Regions from separate parts of the Mus musculus genome. Here region 2 is linked to region 1. A link is a loop called in an ENCODE intact Hi-C map of the cell type or tissue named here. Cell type or tissue: left cerebral cortex. All regions are shown on one strand. Each heading gives the region's core, and the rest is flanking DNA. Links, peaks and the distances in the headings are about the cores only. Region 1 has its middle 4.7 kb from the start of Utrn. Region 2 overlaps Utrn (utrophin).

The links. A loop is a pair of places that touch in the nucleus more often than their neighbours do. Peaks named below come from ENCODE experiments on the same cell type or tissue, not always from the same donor. Only the 100,000 strongest peaks of a DNase experiment are listed, where the experiment ranks them.
Region 2: a loop joins it to region 1, with 2.0 times the contacts of the local background. A loop is called at or near these places in 9 of 42 quality-filtered maps.

The regions. Positions count from the first base shown.
Region 1 is chr10:12,861,773-12,871,041 of GRCm38, forward strand. It overlaps a transcript of Utrn not described here. Among named protein-coding and RNA genes, the nearest start is that of Utrn, 4.7 kb to the left of the region's middle. In left cerebral cortex, for the core only: CTCF peaks have their summits at 5,315 (motif pointing left) and 6,453; DNase peaks (open chromatin) are centred at 5,855, 6,381, 6,753, 7,444 and 1 more place; H3K4me3 peaks cover 3,129 bases; H3K27ac peaks cover 2,248 bases.
Region 2 is chr10:12,735,559-12,744,827 of GRCm38, forward strand. Utrn (utrophin) reads right to left here. Exons shown (of 74, transcript NM_011682.4): 8 at 8,487-8,647; 9 at 3,809-4,012; 10 at 2,527-2,708; 11 at 1,394-1,544. Among named protein-coding and RNA genes, the nearest start is that of Utrn, 120 kb to the right of the region's middle. In left cerebral cortex, for the core only: no CTCF peak of the experiment used is centred there; DNase peaks (open chromatin) are centred at 3,915 and 4,201; H3K27ac peaks cover 204 bases.

The sequences.
Region 1 (9,269 bases), core at 494-8,493:
AAACATATTCCTTATTTGTTTTTTCCTTTGCTTCTGGCACAGGTCTGTGTGTGCACATGTGAAAGGGGTGGGTGTGCATGTACATGTGTGCATGTGCACGTGGAGGTCAGAGGCTGACACTTGGGTGTCTGCCTCAACTGCTGCTCTCTACCTTTTATGTTAAAGCAGGGTCTCTGTTTGAACCCCAGGGTTCCCCTGAACTCACATCCCACGTGCTGGGATTACAAACAGGCTGCCAAATGTGCCGGGCATCTGCACGGATACTGAGGTGGGGTGTCAAGTACTTAACTGCTAAGCCATCTCCAGCCACATATAGTCTAAGACACAGTTACGGAGTGGCTTCCTGAGCACATCCACATGAGGCTTTATTTAGCACAGCCTCTTCCACGTGAGTGAGGCTTATGGACACCGAGCTTCACGGATAAAATGAAATTCACTCTATAATCAATGACCTCATTACAACCCTGATGACTGACAGCAGTCCGGAAGAGAAAGATAAAGTCATAAAGTCATAAAGTGGACGAGTCACACCTGCCCAGGGCCACTGAGAAGGCCTTCCTAAGCAATGACATTTGGGTCTATCCTTCAAGGAGAGGAAGAAGTTCACTAGCTACAGGGCAAGTAGAAAAGAGAAGAGCTTGGTATGTGAAATATTAGCGCCGCTGAGAACTGGGAGGCAGGGGGCTAAGTCCTGCTTTTGGGAAGCACGTCACACAGCCGAGGAAGAAAGCTGGGGCCAGAGATTCCTAGAGAGGCTTGGATACCTGTCTGAGGAGAAGGACAATCAGAGAGGTGACATAAGCCCGTTCACACCATGGCTTGTCAGTAGACCAGAGTAACTCAGGAAGCACCAAGGACTACAGTACATTAGAGCAGTGCTCTCATTAAAGAACTTAGGCCGTGAGAAAGGAGATGTCGAATGGAAACATTTCAGCTCTTCTCTGCATCTGAAATTGTTTCATGCTACTGCGTTAGAGAAAAATAATCCCACGCTTGACCAGACTTTACAAAAGCATCAATGGGGCCTCAGGTGATAAATGGAATCACAGCGCACCCTCTGTTGAGTATCTCTGTCTGTCGGAGAATCAATCATGAGGCTTATCATGGGCACACAAATTGGAAGAGGCTATCAAAACAAAAGGCCTAGGGAATTAGGAGATGGGTCTGTGGGTAAAGAGCCTACTGCACAATCATGGGAACCTGACTTCAATCCCTCGAATTTTATAAAAATAAAAGAGGGAAGCAAGCATGGGCATGTGCCAGCAATGCCTGTTTCCAACTACTTCCTCTGGAAACAAAGGATCATAGCCAACCAGCGAGCCCCAGGTTCAATGAGAGATCCTGTCTCAAAAATAAGGCACTATGCCAATCTCTGGCCTCCAAACTATAATACACACAAACAACACACACATCCCACAGGCCCAGTGTCACTCAAACAAAAACCACCCAAAGAAAGGTAGTTTCTTCATGGATTAAACAAAACAAAAGAGACCTGACCACCAAATACTATCCTGGGTTGAATTTTCAAAGAAAACATTTTAGGGTTTACTTTAGGCAATATTATTATACCAATGTTACACTGCAGGATTAGTTAGCAGCGATGTTAGGGAGGAGGATATCTTCCATTGTAGGAGACACTATGAAGTCATTAGTGAGAAGTATGACAGGATCTTCGACGTCTATGCATTTATATATATACAAATCGATACGCACAAGCATACATGCAAAGATACACACAGGCAGAGGAAGTAAATGTTATAAAGAAAATACGAGCAGCTCTGTATCTGTTGTGCTAATCTCTCTGTTATAACGCTGTTAATATAAGCAATATGTGATTGTGGCCTCAATGGATTAGATGGAAAAAAAATAAATAGATACACAGGATATTAAATAAAAGGTCAATAAGACTCAGGGACAGCCCTGGCATTAGAGACGCAGGATACTAGCATGCTGAGTGACTCAGCTGGCACAGGGCAGCTCAGAAGTAGACGAACTACTACTCGGTTGGGAACCGCTGAGGACATTACAGAGAAGAATGGATGCGGTTTGGATTTTCTCAGTGTAAGGTGCTTCTGAGACACAGAAAGAGAAAGGGAGCATTCGGGAAATACGGATCTGGACCTCAGGGGTGGTACGGCTTGTAGATGTATGTAGAAATGTAGATAGCCATGTTGCCCACTGATAAAAACTTCATTCTGGAAGGGTCATGACACCAATTCTGCTGTACATGGGTAGGTACCACTCAGATAAAACAATCCAATCTTCAGTAACTGTGAGAAATATCTCCAGGGCCTAAAGATCTGAAGATCTGCCCTGCAGGAGCACCCGTTCATTAAGAACGCCAGCAAACACTGCTCCTCTCTGCTCCCGAGCTTCCTGGATTACACTGCCCAGAGAGGAGCCAAGCTCAGTCTCTCAGCTCAGTCTCTCTGTCTCTTCCAGACCACGGCCCCCTTTAAGAGCGCCCCAATGTCAATGAACTTAATCACTACTTAGGAATATCAGAGTCAAGACATCCCAACAGTAATCTGCAGAGAAAGTACACTAATTCACACATTAAAACACGCGTCAGAGCCAGGCAAGGTGGTTTGTGTCTGTCATCCCTGAGATGACAGATCACTGAGTTCTAGGTCGGCTTGAGCTGCCAAGTCAGACCCCCACCACCTCAAAAAAAAAAGAGAGAGAGAGAGAAGCAAATGTCAGAACTAGGGTTTCTTTCTAGGTAGTAATGGACCACCAATTCTTTAGTGGTTCTTCTTTACGATTTTAAAATATTTTTATGTGTACATGTGAGTGCCTGCATTTTTGTCTCTGTTAATTCCTGATACCTTCGAAAGCCAGAAAAGAGTGTTCCATTCCCTAAAAGTGGAGTTACCAGTAGTCTTGAGTCGCCCACAGTGGGTGCTAGGAACTGAACCTGGAGCCTCTGGGAAAGTAAGAAGTGCTCTGAGCCAAGGAGCCATCTCTCCAGCATGAATCCTTACTTCGAAGAATGAATTGTACTATATTGTTATTTTAAATTTCTTATTTGTGTAATAGTTGTGTGTTCCATTATTCAATAGTCATTCACCGTAGCAAACAGTACTTTATTATATAAATATTAACATTATGCAACATAATAACTTTTCTTTCTGCAAGTCAGGAAATGAGTAGAGTCCATTAATAAGAGCAAAATGAGAGTGAATGCAGTAGAAGCGAAGGAACACTGGGAAACTGTTAAAGCTTTAAGAACCATTTCCTCTCCATATATGGATTGCTTCATCAGTCTCCCAGACTTTAAAGGACATTAAAAAAATTCTTAAATGTTTATTCTGACTTTATGGTTATTAAGGATTTACAGACCTGGGTATAGTGACTCACAGCTGTAACCCCAGCATTTAAGAGACAGAGGAAAAAGGGTCCTCAATATCCTAGGCTAGCCTGAGCTACAGAGTAAATCCCAAACTAGTCTAGGCTACCTGTCTAAAAATTAAAAATAAACTAAAAGGGCTGAGGATGAGCCTTAATGGTAGCCTGCAGGGTGTGCATGCATGGTCCTGAGTTCGATCCCCAGAACTACAAAAACAAAATGAAAGTCAAAAGTAACCAGCGAAGAGGACTGGCAGCCTGGCCATTTGCCAAGCAGCTTTCGCCAGGAGTGAACAAGTAACCCCAGTTGGAGAAGACAGAGTTTAACGCCACCTTCTGCTACACAGAGAGTTTGAGGGCGGCCTGAGCTACATGAGACTAGGGGGTCACGGAACAGCTCCCTACAAAGAATATAATCAAAAGCAAATATATTCCTATCTTGAGGTACAGAGTGTGAAAGATTTTCTAAACTTTTATGTGTATCCTTAATATATTAGAGAACCAAAATCTTGTCCACAGAATATGTAAACATTTAATTACAGGAAATCCCGGCTGTCTAAGAAAAAGTCTCTTTCCTGGAATGAAGTTCCTTTGAAAGACAAGTCCAGTGCCACTTCCCAAGGGGCTTTATGCAGGGACCTCCAGTTAGGCTTCCAAAAATGTTTCCACTCTGTTAGAAAGAGACCTGCCCCTAAACCTGATCACCACACATTCGATAAATAAATGTCGAAAAATGAATTTTTTAAATTTTTGTGTGAATGTCTGCCTTGACTGTCTAGTGCCCAAGGAGGCCAAAAATGGACATAAGATAGTGAACGTGGACTCTCTCTTAACCACTGAGCCATCTTTTAAAAATGCACACATGCTCTCTCTCTCTCTCTCTCTCTCTCTCTCTCTCACACACACACACACACACACACACACACGCACTCACACACAAACACTGTCACCGATTTGATTTTGAGGTAAAGTTAACTTGTGCACAGGGTTGCGTTTCATTTGCATAGATCCAATAATGCCATTTCATCGTGATGTTTGATTCTGCCTTTCACATTGGGATAATTTTTCCAGTCGTGTCTTCTTCCTAATACAAATCCCTACTACACTGCAAAAACATCAGAAAAAAAAAATCAATGAGCTAGAAAAGAATGAAGAGGGACACACTAAAACATTGAACAGCGTGAAAGGGGAAATCATTTGAAATGTAAATAAAGAAAATATCCGAGTGAGTTCAGGACAGCCAGGGCCACACAGAGAAACCCTGTCTAAGAAAAGAAAGGAAAGGAAAGGAAAGGAAAGGAAAGGAAAGGAAAGGAAAGGAAAAGAAAAGAAAAGAAAAGAAAAGAAAAGAAAAGAAAAGAAAAGAAAAGAAAAGAAAAGGGAGAAAGAAAGAAAGAGAAAATATCCAATAAAAAGAAAAAAGAAAAACAACAACATTTAAGAGCCACCAACTCTTGTTGCCACGAATGTCCCAGGAGCTCCATGTGAGTTGGAGAGTTTAAGGATACCTCCTTCCAAACTCCCAGATGCCAACCAGGTGTAGTGGTGCACACCTATAACCCCAGCTACTTCAGAGGCTGAAGCAAGAGGAGTGCCAGTTCAAGGCCAGCCTAGGCCACACAGTGAGACCCTTTCTCAAAATAACATAAATAAAATGCTACTGCAACTCTATCAGGCTGTTCAAGTTACATTGGGCTAGAACCAAGGCTTTCTTAGTAACAATGTGTCCCAAAGACATTCTGCCGCCATCCACACTGGTGGAATGGAAGTAGCCACACTCTACACCCGGATAAGGGAGAAACTAGAGGTGAATGACCCGGAGGTTGTATAGGGCTCCTATGCAATTGCTGTCCTCCGTTCTCTTCCCTCAAAATGACAGCTGGTGACGTTGACCGAGTGTTTCCCCTACTGAAACCTACACGCACCACAGCACAGGCGCCAGTTCCCCCTTCAGGGTGGACGCTTCTTAGTTATACCAGAACAGAACGCCAGGGGTGATGGCTTTATAGGCAAAAGTTCAAGAATACACAACATTCAAACGGTGTCATCCTAAGGGAATATTCATCCAGACGGCTGTGGAGGAAACCTAGTCACTCACAAGTAACCAAAAGCTAGGAATGCTGGCGATAGTGAAGAGGGATGCCGAAGAACAAGTTTGCCCTTCTGCTTGTAAAGGAAACCGCTGAGTGCCAAGAACTGCCATTCACACTAAGAAGCGCTCCAGGGAAGGTTAATGCCACTGTGATTAATGCTGTTTACAGGCGCAATAAATTTTGAGTAAACACCCAAAGGAGAGTTAAAGCTATCTCGAAAGCCTCATAAACGCTGGTGAGGGGGTGGGGGGACTTCAGCAGGAATGGCCCATGCCCCTCACTGCCTTGTCCTCGGGACTGAACGACCCACAAGAGCTTCGAATTCCTCCAGCTCTGGCAGGCACTAGCGTTATCAGCAGGCTGCTTCTCCAGCGCCACCAGCAGCCAGCCCCCGAGGGTCCAGCCTGACTTCACAGGCCCAGGGCAAGTTCCAACGGGACGATGAGACTGCTGCCATGCCACCCTGGAGATCCCATCTCTCTTGGAATTCGTGCGCTCTGGCCGCGGCAGACCCTCCCACTTAAACGCATGGAGAGGCCACCTCTCCAGATCCTGGTGACCCAGGTGATCTGAAGGCTAGAAGAATAAAGGATGATACCTCAGTGACTCCAGAGAGTGGGGCCCGGAATTACACCCAGGATCTCCAATTTGGGGGTTTAAAAAAGGCGGGTCCCTGACTCTGAAGAGTCACACACGTTTTCTCCTCCCCTTGAAATAACCCTGGAACGCCACACGGTCGGAATCCAGGGACTTGAAAAGTCTCTTTGAACAATGTGCCTTCTAAAAGTTGCACAGCCTACAATTAGCCCTTTGTTGGTTTTGTAAGTGGCCTTGGGCAAGCAGAGCCTCAGACCCAGGCCAAAGAGGGGCATGAATTACCTTGTCAGTTGCAGTGAGGGATGCCAAGAGTCCGGAAAAGCAGGCGGCCGGGCGGGACTGCGCACCAATGAGGTACCCCTATCCCCTCTGTCTCTCCACAGCTGCAGGCTTGCCACCTCGCCACACTGGGGCCCCACCCTCAGGAACGGCAACCACAGAGAGGTCGAGCACGCCCCCAGCCTGGAGGCCGGCTAGGAAGCTCTCCCCAACCCTCCCACCGCACAACCGCCCTCCCCACCCTCTCCTCCCGGACACCGCCCGGGCCCCGCCTTCCCGGGACCGGAGGTGTGTGACAAGCTCTCAGAAGAGGCCACGTCCCCTCTTGGAGATCGCTAGTCCTGCTGCCCGGCTCGGGGCGGTAAACGGACAGGCGACAGACAGCCTCTCCTCTCAGGGAGAGACAAAACAACAGTACTAAACTAGACCTAGGAATCTGAGACCTTGGCGACCAGTACAGATTCCCACCTTCTCAACCCAGCTCTCTCCCGCCCAGGCAGGGGACGCTGAGCTTCCAGGGAAAGTGCAGAAGTTGGCTACAGCTACTTCGGGACCCGGGCGGTGGAACTGCAGAAAGGTCCCACCTCCTTTCAACCCCCGCCCCATTCCCTAGGGGACTGCGGTCACATTACCCAGACCGAAGCTTCAATAATGCATGGGCTTACCTGCTAGCCAAGTCCCAGAGGCCCCAAGGTTCCTCTGGGCGTGTTCGGGTGGTGGGGAGCTTGCCTTGGACGTTACAAGAATTTTTTTTAAGTGAAACGTGGAAAGCCCGACAAGATCCAAAGGGGGGTGGGGGGGGGGGAGATCCAAAATTGACACCCGATTGGAAACGCCCCCTGACTTGTGCAATCTTCCTGCCCGGTAGTTCCGCCAAAAACAAAACAGTCCAAACGCTAGCCTGGGGGCAGGCGCACGCAGGAGTTTTCCCTCTGCAGGAATGACCCGAAAGAAAAGGGGCGCCGCTCCCCGAGGTGGCCCGATCGGCTGAGGAGCCCAGGGCTCCTCCTCGGCCCTGGGCGGGAGAAATCCCGCGCCCGGCGCTGCCCGCTCCCCTCCTCGGGGGAAGGGCGACTCCACAACTTTGTGCGCGAGAGCTGCTCGCCGCTCCGGCTCCTCCTCCAGGTCCTCCTCCGGCTGCCGCCGGCCCCTTTGTTGGAGAGCGAGGGTGGGGCGCTGCTGGGTCCGCCCGCCACCCCGGGTAGGGGCTCGCGTCTCCCAGCACGAATCGCCCAGCCTCGGAGCCGTGGATCCCGCAGGTCGGACCCGCCGTCTCGCCGCTCGCGCGCCCCGGGGCCCCAGGCCGGGCAACTTTGTTCTCCCGGGGAGACCAGTCCCCCTCGGCTCCGGGTTCGGTCCTGCCCCGGCCTGGGAAGCCACCGCGGGCCGGGCTCCCAGAACGTGGCGCTTCGGGTCACCTGACCGCGCGCCCGGTCAATCAGCGCTAGCCCTAGGCGCCCTCCCAGCCCGCAGCAGCCGGCTCCGTGCGGTGCGCGGTGCGAGAATCCCGGAACCAGTCGTGCGTGCTGGAAGCCAGAAGCTGGAATAGTCACCGCGCGCACGCACCGTGCCCTTTATTCAAATTGTCCGAAAATGTGTGTCACACCCCTCTAGGCACACTAGGTCTCTTATCAACAGTACTTTTAATTTTTTTTATTATTATCTTACATAAATCTCAACCTTCTGGCCAATTCGCCCCATTTCAGTTTACTGAGGTTGTTGAGTTTGGGGTTCTAAATCCAGGGGTATATTTATTTTATGGAAATTTCTTTTGCATCATTTTAAATGCTGTCTAAACAATCCCAAGTGTCCTTATATGTTCATATACACAAATAGTGTTGGTGCTGACCTTTAAAATTTTTACCGTGTGTGTGTGTGTGTGTGTGTGTGTGTGTGTGTGTGTGTGTGTGTGTTGTGTGTATTTGGGGTGCTGGTGACAGTAGACACAAATATCATACCTATCTAAATTCTCTCTGTCTCAACTTTGTAGAGCCAGCTTTCACCTTACACCTTTCTGTGGGACCCAGGAATCAGACTCAGGTCTTCAGACTTTAGTATTCAGTAGGGGTCTTACCAGTGGCACCATCTGCCAAACCTTTATTTATCTAGTTATTTATTTATTTATTTTCTATTTTTCCAAGCAAACTTACATCTGTTTGCAGAACTTGTTGGGAGTTTACGGGCTTAGCCGAGACCTATCACGGACGTAATGAAGTTTGTGTTATGTATGCATTTTTATTATACATTTCATTCTAACGTGTTCCCATTACTGTTTTCCTGATAAAACTTGGAGAAGGAAATAAAAATAGCAACCAAAGTCGAAGCAGATTGATTACGGCTTATTGCTTCCTTAGTACTCAAGGGTTAATTTATGAGCCAGTAAAAATAATTCACTAGCCTTGTGTTAATTACCAGTTGAAAACCTCTGGAGTCTCTAAGTACTGTGGGCTGGGACTGAAGGAAGTCTTGGAAAAGACTTTTTTATAAAGTCTCTGACTTAACAACTTCACCTTGGAGGGCATTCTTCATACAAGCCAAATAGAACCTAAACACCAACTGGGAACTGATATGACTTGATCTCATTCACTTTCATTCCTTCCATTAACAAGCATCTATATAAGGCCTACTGAGGCAGATGATACATAGAAATCCAACATAGATCTTGCCCTTGAAGAACGTAGAATTCATTCAGGTGAGATAAGACATGTAAGCAAAAACATTGGAGATTCCTGCTATCAGATCAAACATGTTGTATAGATTACCATCTCTGTGACTGACAGGTAAGACTTCTGTTAGCTCTCGGTTTCATCCGATTCAGGCTGAGGCTGGCCTTTGCTTTTGGGCCTGAGGAGTAGCAGAAGCTGTGGTGGAGTGTGCACACCTCATGGCTGTCAGGAAGCAGAAAGCCATCCAGAAGGAGGTCCAGAAAAAGACCTGCCCTCCAAAGAGATG
Region 2 (9,269 bases), core at 516-8,515, 130 kb before region 1:
AATTAAAATAAAAATATATCCATATGCAGGTATCCCAGCACTAAAGAGGCAGGGACAGGAGGATCGCAGTGAGTGCAAGGCCATCGTGGTCTACATAGAAAGTTCCAAGTCAGCTAGTGGTACACAATGAGACACTGGAAAATAAAAAAGACAAAAATGTAGACCTGACTACTCTAAAAACCCAGAGTTTAAGCAAATAGAATCAGAGGTCATTTTCTGTAGTTCCATAATGTGCAAAATGAGGAAAAGGCTGTATGACTCATAGAAGCTATTCTGATTAGCTCCCCAAGAGAGCAACCAAGAACAAGCATATGGACACCTTCACTTCCCTCTTCCACAGGAAGAGAACAGTCATTAGACATCTGTAGAGAGTAATTGGTTTAAACAGTAGCAAGAGTATGGTGAAATGCCTCTTGGGTAGTGTTTCATGTGACCCTAAAGCCTTAGTATCAGCTATCTAGATGTTTCACTGATCAACAAAATTCTACCTTTCTTCTGCTATAAAAACCGAACCACTCATCTCAGAACCAAACCACACTGTCCACCATGTGCTGGTTCCTCACTCAGCACTTCATGCTCTTCTGAAAAGAGGTAACGGGGGGCTAGAGAGATGGCTCAGCGGTTAAGAGCACTGACTGCTCTTCCGGAGGTCCTGAATTCAAATCCCAGCAACCACATGGTGGCTCAAAACCATCTGATTCCGTCTTCTGGTGTCTGAAGATAGCTAGTGTACTTACATATAATAAATAAAGTAAATCTTTTTTAAAAAGAAAAAAAAAAGAGGTAACAGTCTCCCTGACAGGATTGGGTATATATCCTAATCCTAATTAAGTATAAGTATATATCCCTGTTTCTTTCTCCACCCACACTGTGTATTCCTGCCCATATGTTCAGGTTCTCATGCACTTGTGAGTCCAAAACCACCCTTGCCTGGCTGGAGAGATGGCTCAGTGGTTAAGAGAACCAACTACTCTTCCGAAGGTCCTGAGTTCAAATCCCAGCAACCACATGGTGGCTCACAACCATCCGTAATGAGATCTGATGCTCTCTTCTGGTGCATCTGAAGACAGCTACAGTGTACTTATAATAATAAATAAATTAATCTTTATTAAAAAGATTTATAAAAAAAATAAAACAAAACAAAAAAAAACAAAAAACAAACAAATCACCCTTGCCAAATGTGACAAATGTCACACACTTTCAGAAGAAAGACATGGACATGTGTGCAAAGCTGTCTCTTTCCAAAATGTCACCTCCCAACGAACACCTTCTGAATAAAAAGCAACAGGGAAGAAGTAGCCCAACTCCACACCGAGAGAAGCCATCAGGCCCCGGGTCAGCTCAGCACTCTTCCTACACAAGGAAGTAGAAAAGGAACAAGCAGCAAATTTACTTTATGTTCTTGAAGCAGCTTCTGCAGGGAGGGCAGGTCATCACCCAGCGGGAGGCTCTCCATCTTCTGAATGCGCTCTTCTGTGAGGGCCAGCCAGCTTGAGAGCTGCTGCAGCTGTTTCTTCTGCAGCTCCATCAGAGCGTCGTGCAGCCTGGCCAGGAGGACAGAGTGTCATTCCCTCGGGCTTGTCCCCTGGCACGGGCACCCACTCTGAGCACCAGGGAAGCGGGGGCAGGAAAACACAGCCTTGTGTACCCTAACCATCCAAGTAGCAGAGAGTCCATCAGTATAGAAACTAAGGGGGAAAGCTCTGATTTGATTCATAACTGGAGTTCATTAAGGGCAGTCAGGAATATAAATAACAGCTCCCTGTATTCAAAACAGAATCATTGTTTCTACACTCAGGAATTCCTGGCGTATTAAATTGGTGGAAACGGCACCGGAACGCGAATCACAACGTGGAAAGTGAAACAGACCATGGTATAAGCCTGCTCTTTAAACTGTTACAGACCACTGAACAGTAAGTAGGCCCGTGGCACACTGTCCTGTGGTGACAGCCTCAATGAGGGGGCTGTCTAAATGAGGTTAACCTGAGGCCTTGTCTGTGGGGAGCTGCATTGATTATTAACCTAATTGATATAGGAAGGCTAGTCTGAAACCGAGCAGCACCACTCCCTGGTTGGGGCCCTGGACTGTATGAAAGTAAAGAAAGCCAGTTGGGCACTAGCATGGGCACAGTCATTCTTCTCTGCTCCTCACTGTGCAGTGACATGACTACTGAATTCAAGCTCCCACTCCTCGGGGGTCCCCAAAATGAGACCAAAACCTGGAATTGTTAGCTAAAATAAATCCTTTCCTCCCTTAAGTTGCCTTTTTGGCCAGGGTGTTTTATCACTGTAACAAATATAAAATTACAATATCACCCATGCAAAATATAACTTCCCCTCTTACTACCCTCTGCATTCCAACTGTCCTCTATGATCTTGACAGAGATGAGACTCACAGAGCGGTGTGAGGACAGTGGAAGGCTTGCCCTGTACTGATTTTAGTCACAGCCCCGCAGGCCTGTACTTGAGTGTCACTGTGCACTGTGGTCTGGGGAGTCAGGCTCTCGGTCCTTGAGCTCCACTCACCGGGACTGCCTCTCCATGCTCTCCACCCGGAGCGCCTCCCACCTTGCATTCAGCAAGGTCATCTGTTCCTGGATCTCAAACTCCTCCTCCTCTGACAGAGTCCCTTGTGTCATCAGCTGGTTGCCAGCCTGCAGGACGCTCCCCACGCTGCTCTGGTGTGCTGTCAGCTCCATCATAAAAGTCTAGCAAAGGAGATTGTGGTAGTTAGTGAGTCACTTGCTGCGAAGACATGAAACAACAAACTGGTAGTGCATAAGCCCAACAGCAACGCCCCAGAGAAAGGAACCTGTGCAAAGCAAAGACGGAGGAGGCTTTCACCAAAGGTGGAAAGCTCTGAAATGAGAGATTTGGTATTAACCATAACTCAAGAGAAAGCTAGATCAAAGAAAACAATGTTATGGATGATAATAGTAGATTTTAAAAGTTTTACAACTATTCATGGGTGTGTATCCCCATTCACCCGTGAATGTGTCCATGTACACACACCATGTTCAGCATTTCAACACACATATAGGGAATCACAGGACAGCTCATAAGAGGTGGATCTGTCATTCCACCAAGTGAGTTGCAGGGACCGACCTTGGATCATCAGTTTTGCAGCAAGCACCTTTAACAGCTAAGCTATCTCTTAAGTAAATGATGATTATGTTGTTAATGTAAAAATAGAGAAGAAGAAGAAGAAGAAGAAGAAGAAGAAGAAGAAGAAGAAGAAGAAGAAGAAGAAGAAGAAGAAGAAGAAGAAGAAGAAGGAGAAGAGGAGCTGCTTACACACACACACACACACAAGAACCCACTTAACCGTAAAGAATTTCCCATAGAGTGAAAAATCATGATTCTATCTCTAAATAGCAGGTAGCTGCCCTTGCATAAAATCGTGCAGGAACACTGGATATAACACTGGCTTAATCAGACAACAAATAAAAATACTGGCTTTTAGGGTAGCATGAGAAACCTGATTATTTGGGATACTAGTTGGCTATGTTGATTTGCAACTACAGCTCAATATTTCAAAAAGGAACAATGTTCACACTGATTTAATCCTCAGTTCTAAAAAAATACACAAAATGTCACAAGACTGCCTGAAATCTGATTCTCATGAACTGTCGATCACTCCAGTTTTCTAACAAAGCCCACGTAAATAATGCAGGCACTACATCATGATCTTTTTACAGAGCATCATTTGGTAAATACCAAGCCAATGGTGAAGTCACTCCACCTACCACCACCCCTAAAAATCAGGCCCGGCCCTGGAAAAATATGGCTCTCGGCCACAGATATTTACTTCATGGGTAGCAAACTGCTCTTTGACTTCTTCGACATCATCAGAAATGTCATCTTGCTCCTGGAACGTGTCCTCCGCGGACAGCAGCCACGTCAGCACTTCCTCTAGCGCTATCTGGTAGCTGTCCAAATCCATGTCCACTTCAGTGACGGTGCTAGGGGTCTCAGCTCGGGGACTCTGGCCTTCCTCTGCCAGCACTGCACTCTGTGGAAACAAAGCCACAGCAACCATGAACATACAGACGCTCACCACATGAGCAATGTCTGGAGAAACCAAGGTAGGGACTAGGATCTCAGGAGACAACCCCCAGTTTTCAGGAGCTGAGTGAATGAAGCCATGAATTAATCAGAGGACACTGACAGCCAAGAAATACAAAATAGAGTACACACACAAGCGCCACATTGGAAGAGGCATGGAGAGAAAAATATCCCACATGAGTCACTGGACAAAAATAAAACTCCAAATGCCAGTATTTGACTTCAAGACATAGAGAATTTTGATGGAGAACTAAGAACATGCTGGCCCTTGAACAACGGTTGCAGTTTACAGAATAGAGAGCCTGACACTCTGCTTTGACCCCTGCTTAGAATTCTTTAGGGACCCTGCATTCTGGTGCCATGTATTAAACAGTGAACAAGGGCGCACATACAACCTGTGGAACGGATGGGATTTCATGTTTCATTGTTTTGAGGCAACAGCCCTCTAGTGTGTGAGCTGTTCTGTTTGGGGGATGTGGTTTGAGGGTTAGGACTTGTAAAATAAATGTCTGCCGATCTTTCTCTAACTTACTAGTTTCTCTTTATGCACTTAATGATCTTGTAATCAAGCCTACTGGCTCTGCTGTTCCTTTGTTTCCATTCAAACAAAACTTCTTCAAGACGTGTGTAAACTATCCCACATGTACATAAATGAGGAGAATGGTAAAAGTCATGCCTACACATGTTACCACCAAAGTCTTAACAGTCTGCTTCAACAGTCTCAACATTTGCCCCCAAATGACTGAAAAGCTGACAAAGCCATTTTCCCAGACTTACTTTTTAGAGTAATCATACAATTAGCCAATCAATTAAAATGTTTCTGATAACAGCTATGCCGGAATAACAGGCACCAACTGGAAACAAGAGAAGCCAGGTCTCACGTGGTTCTTCCAGAAGCCTCCCAGTGGCTGTGCCTGGAGCCGATCCATCCTGACTTCCAAAGCTCTCCTTCCCAATCCAGTGGCCCTGCCCATCTGCAAGCAGTAACCCTCCTGAACTTCTTTCTCCCTTCTTTCGATATACCTTAACTAAGTGATATCATCTATTCCTATTTGATTTTTAAAAAATAATCTAGATTCGATAGATATTTTATTTCTAGTAAAACTCTCTTCTAACTTTCAGCAGCAATAACATCTGCAGCATCTTTAAAGATATATCAAACCAGACCCACATTTAAACACTCATTTGTTTCACCCACCCCAAAACTTGCCAACACCTACCCCAGGCTCCATGCACCTAGGCACCACAGCCAAAAACCTGGGTGATATACTTGGACACACCCCTCTTTCTTCCCTCTCCCGTGTTTAATCTGCAAACTAGTCCTACCTTCAAAGTTCAACTCAAATCCATGCAGACCTCTCCACTTCTGCACCACCCGTCTCTCCTCTGGCCCACAATGGCTTGCTAACCCTTGGCACCCACAGTCCTATCTGCCAAGCCACTTCTCAGGCAGCAGAGAGAATGGTCTCTCTCATGTGTTCACACCCACAGGTCGCCCGGCCTGAAATCCCTCACTATCCTTTCCACGGTCTTAAGTCACTATTTAAAATTCTTGACATAGTTCACAAAAATACTGACAGGGCAAGAAAGACTGTGGGCACATAGAGACGGATCTTAATTGGTTAGGGAGAAACTCAAAGGTTCTGTTTAAGTGTAGGAAAAGGGGAAGGCATGCTCAGAGACCATATAGGTAGAAGATCCTTCATAGATGGAATTCAACACACATAAGAATCAGGAATGAAGAAAAGCCTACTCTGACTGCAATTTAAAGCATAAGAGGTATTAAATCCTCATGAAAACTTGGGGTTGAAGCCCAGAAAATGTTGTTTTATAGGAGAGATCAAAGGAATGTTTTCAACTGAGTTATAGGAGTTAAAGAAACCAGTCATCATAAGTAAAAACACTGGCAAATTAAGACGCAAACAATGCCAGGGCATAGGAAGGAAAATAAGCTACATTCTCTCAACTTAAAGGCCTGAAGTCACAGTGCTAAGATAATTCAGAAGGTGAGGTAAGCAAAAGTCTAGACAATGGGAAGAACATGCAAAACTAGGACTGCTAGTCATCAGCCAAAGGTCATCTGTGTAGGCACCAGCATCCCCCCGAGGGGTGGAAAGCAGCAAAGCCTCTCCATGTAAATACGCAGGAGCTTTTCAACTGGCGTGTTTCTAAAGGGAAACTCAGGGATTGCCTACTGACCTCCCAATGCTACTCAGCATGGTGGGAGAAAGAGGATTCAGAGAGAAGGCTGGCTGGCAGTCAGCATTCCTTAGAGAACAGTGGACAGCAAGACAAGCCAACGAGGAGACAATCAAGACTTGACCACATCATTCCCTCACTTAATGGAACTTAGCCTCTAAGTTACCAATAAAAGCATACAATAAACAGCGTGAGCATTAAACCACTCAGTCATTAACAAATAGAAAGTGGTTTCTGAAATTCTTACCATACCAACCTTGCATGCTAAAGAAGTGATTGTTTTAGCTAAATACCATAAAATAAGTAAAATCCACTTCTTTTTCCTATGATTTGCTATGTTTCTGTATGAGTATATACATACATACGGAGGCTGGTGAACAATTATATAGTGCACTCTCCTACCATTATGTGAGTTCTACGGATCTAACCTAAACCATCAAGCTTCAGAACAAACAATCACTTTTACCAACTGAACCATCTTAATGGCCCTTCCTTTTTGAGAGGACAGCCTTAACACTAAGAATTGAAATATCTTCTCTTTTTAACAAAAATAAATCAGTCCAATGAAGAAATGACTGTAAATACAAGAGGCAAGACCTACAGGACAGCCCAGAACACCATCTTAGTCACCCAGTGAAAGTACATCATTGAACCAAAGCAGTGTCCAGGAGCCAAGGTAAACAATTTGCAGTAGTTAAGGGTTTTCCTTCTGCATTATTTGATGATCAAAACTAAAAAGAAACCAGGATTCACAATCAGGCTCCATCTCTCCCTTTTCCTATTCAATAAGGTGTTTTTCTCCTTTTTCTAAATGGATAAAAATAAAATGATTACTACATGCCACCCAAAATCTAAAAGAGTAAGTAAACTCTTTGAATCTCATAAAAATAGGGGAAAAAGATGATATGTTCAAGATTATTATAATTGGAAAATTGAGTAACTTTTTTAAAAAAATGAAAGCAAATTTGCTAAATGAGAATGTCAAAGCAAATCTGGAGAGAAATCTATAGTAATGACAGAGAAACGGGCTTAGCAAGTGAGTATTCTTTGTGTTGCCTTTGCCAAGGAGGTAACATTAACCACAGTGGTCAAGAGGCCAAGTCACTGACCCCATCCAAGTACCAGAGGGTGACATGTAAGCTGCAGGGCACACACTCATCCAAAATGCACTTCTCACAAATTTGCAATCCTCACCCCCTCTTTTTCCTCATATGTGTATATCTATGTGGTGTGTAAGCATGTGTGTTCACACGAATGTGGTAGCCAGAGGTTGATATCTAGTGTATTTTCCAATCACTCACCACCTTCCTTCCTTCACTGAGACAGTGTCTCTCACTGAAGGTGGAGCTCAGTGACTCACTTATGCTGGCTGACCCATGAGTTCCGCTAACCCGCCCATCCCTGTCTCCCAGCATCAGGATACAGGGAGACCACCAAACCCGATGTCTATGTACATGCAGGGCATCCTAACTCAGCTCCTCAGGCATGGACATAGAGCACTCTACTGACTGAGCCATCTCCCCAGCGCCTGTGTGAACATCTGGACTTAGTTGCTAAAATGCATGACTTCGAAAATCTGAACGGTCTTCCTTTTATGAATGAAGAAGAATGGGATTTTAGACAAAAATCACAAAGAGACAAAATATGGGTTGAGTCAAGCCAGGGTAATGGAGAAAGAAAAAAATCCATTATTCATATCTCCTTAGGAAAATCTCATTTATTTGCTGGTGAAATCATCTGTTAGCCCATTTCTGGAAAAATCTGATGAATGATTTATAGTACAGTGCCTCTTCCAGGGGAAAGGGAAAGTAAGGCTGGTATTTTGAGAATCCTTATGAGAAGATATTGGGGGCAAAAGTTCTCTATTAATGGACCCCAAACAGAAAGAAAATTACTACTTAACAAAAATTACCCAGGACAACATGAGAGAAAACGTTCCCCACACCAGGTCAACGCCTTGGCCTCTCAGCATAAACAGAATCCACCACTCAGCATCCAGTTGACTCCATAGTAGAGCTTTTAGCGTACCACACAGCACCACGATCAACAGCCCCAGACGCTACTCACCTTGAGAAACAAAACACTTCCCTGTTTCATAAAAAACGGAACTCAGAAAAAAAAAACACACACACACACACATGTTCAGAAAACACCCTGCACAAGTTTGACCTGGGGGAAATCAAACAGGCACGGCAAAAGTTTCGAGAAAAATGAGCCAGCACCTGGATATGAATTTCTTCCTCTTCACATTCTTTCTTATACTTCCTTGGGAGAGTCTCCACCTCTCGGATGGCATCTATCGTGACTTGCTGAGGAAGCACCTCAAACAGAGACGTTAAATACATAATTATGGATTTCTTGTCAGGGAGATGCACAGCAACATCTAAAAGCAGAAGAAAAGATGACTCAGAAACGTGTGGACTGCTCGATACCAAGTAAAAAGTGACTGTTCTTGTACCCAGAAACAATGCCTCATTTGTGATCTCCATAATGCTGCCTCTCAGGAAATTGCTGCTGCAGATCACAAAATATGGACAGAGGTGAAGACTTATTCAGCCTCCGGTTCTTAAGTTTTCCATAAGGTGGGCATGATAATGCATACTGCAATTCAGCTCCTGACAGGCTGAGGCAGGAGGTTCATGAGTTTGAAGACTGCCTAGGCTCCATACTAACTAAGACCCTGCCTTCAAGAACAAATTTTAAAACAACAAACAAAAAACTGTCTCAAAATGCTCTAAGAGCTACTCATGTAGCCATTTAAAATATGGCACAGGCTTCACTCACACAATAGAGTGGGCAGAATTCAAACCTAAAGTTGCAATTAAAGTCTTCAAACCATACACAAATGCTCACACGTACATGCATTCCAAGAAACCAAACTAATTCTGAATTATTTCTCTAGCAAGTAGGTATTCCTAGACTTTTCCAATCCTACTTGATACAAGTTAACTCTTATCTGGTGAAATCATTAACCTGCTGTCTAAAGACTACAAACAGGACAAAAG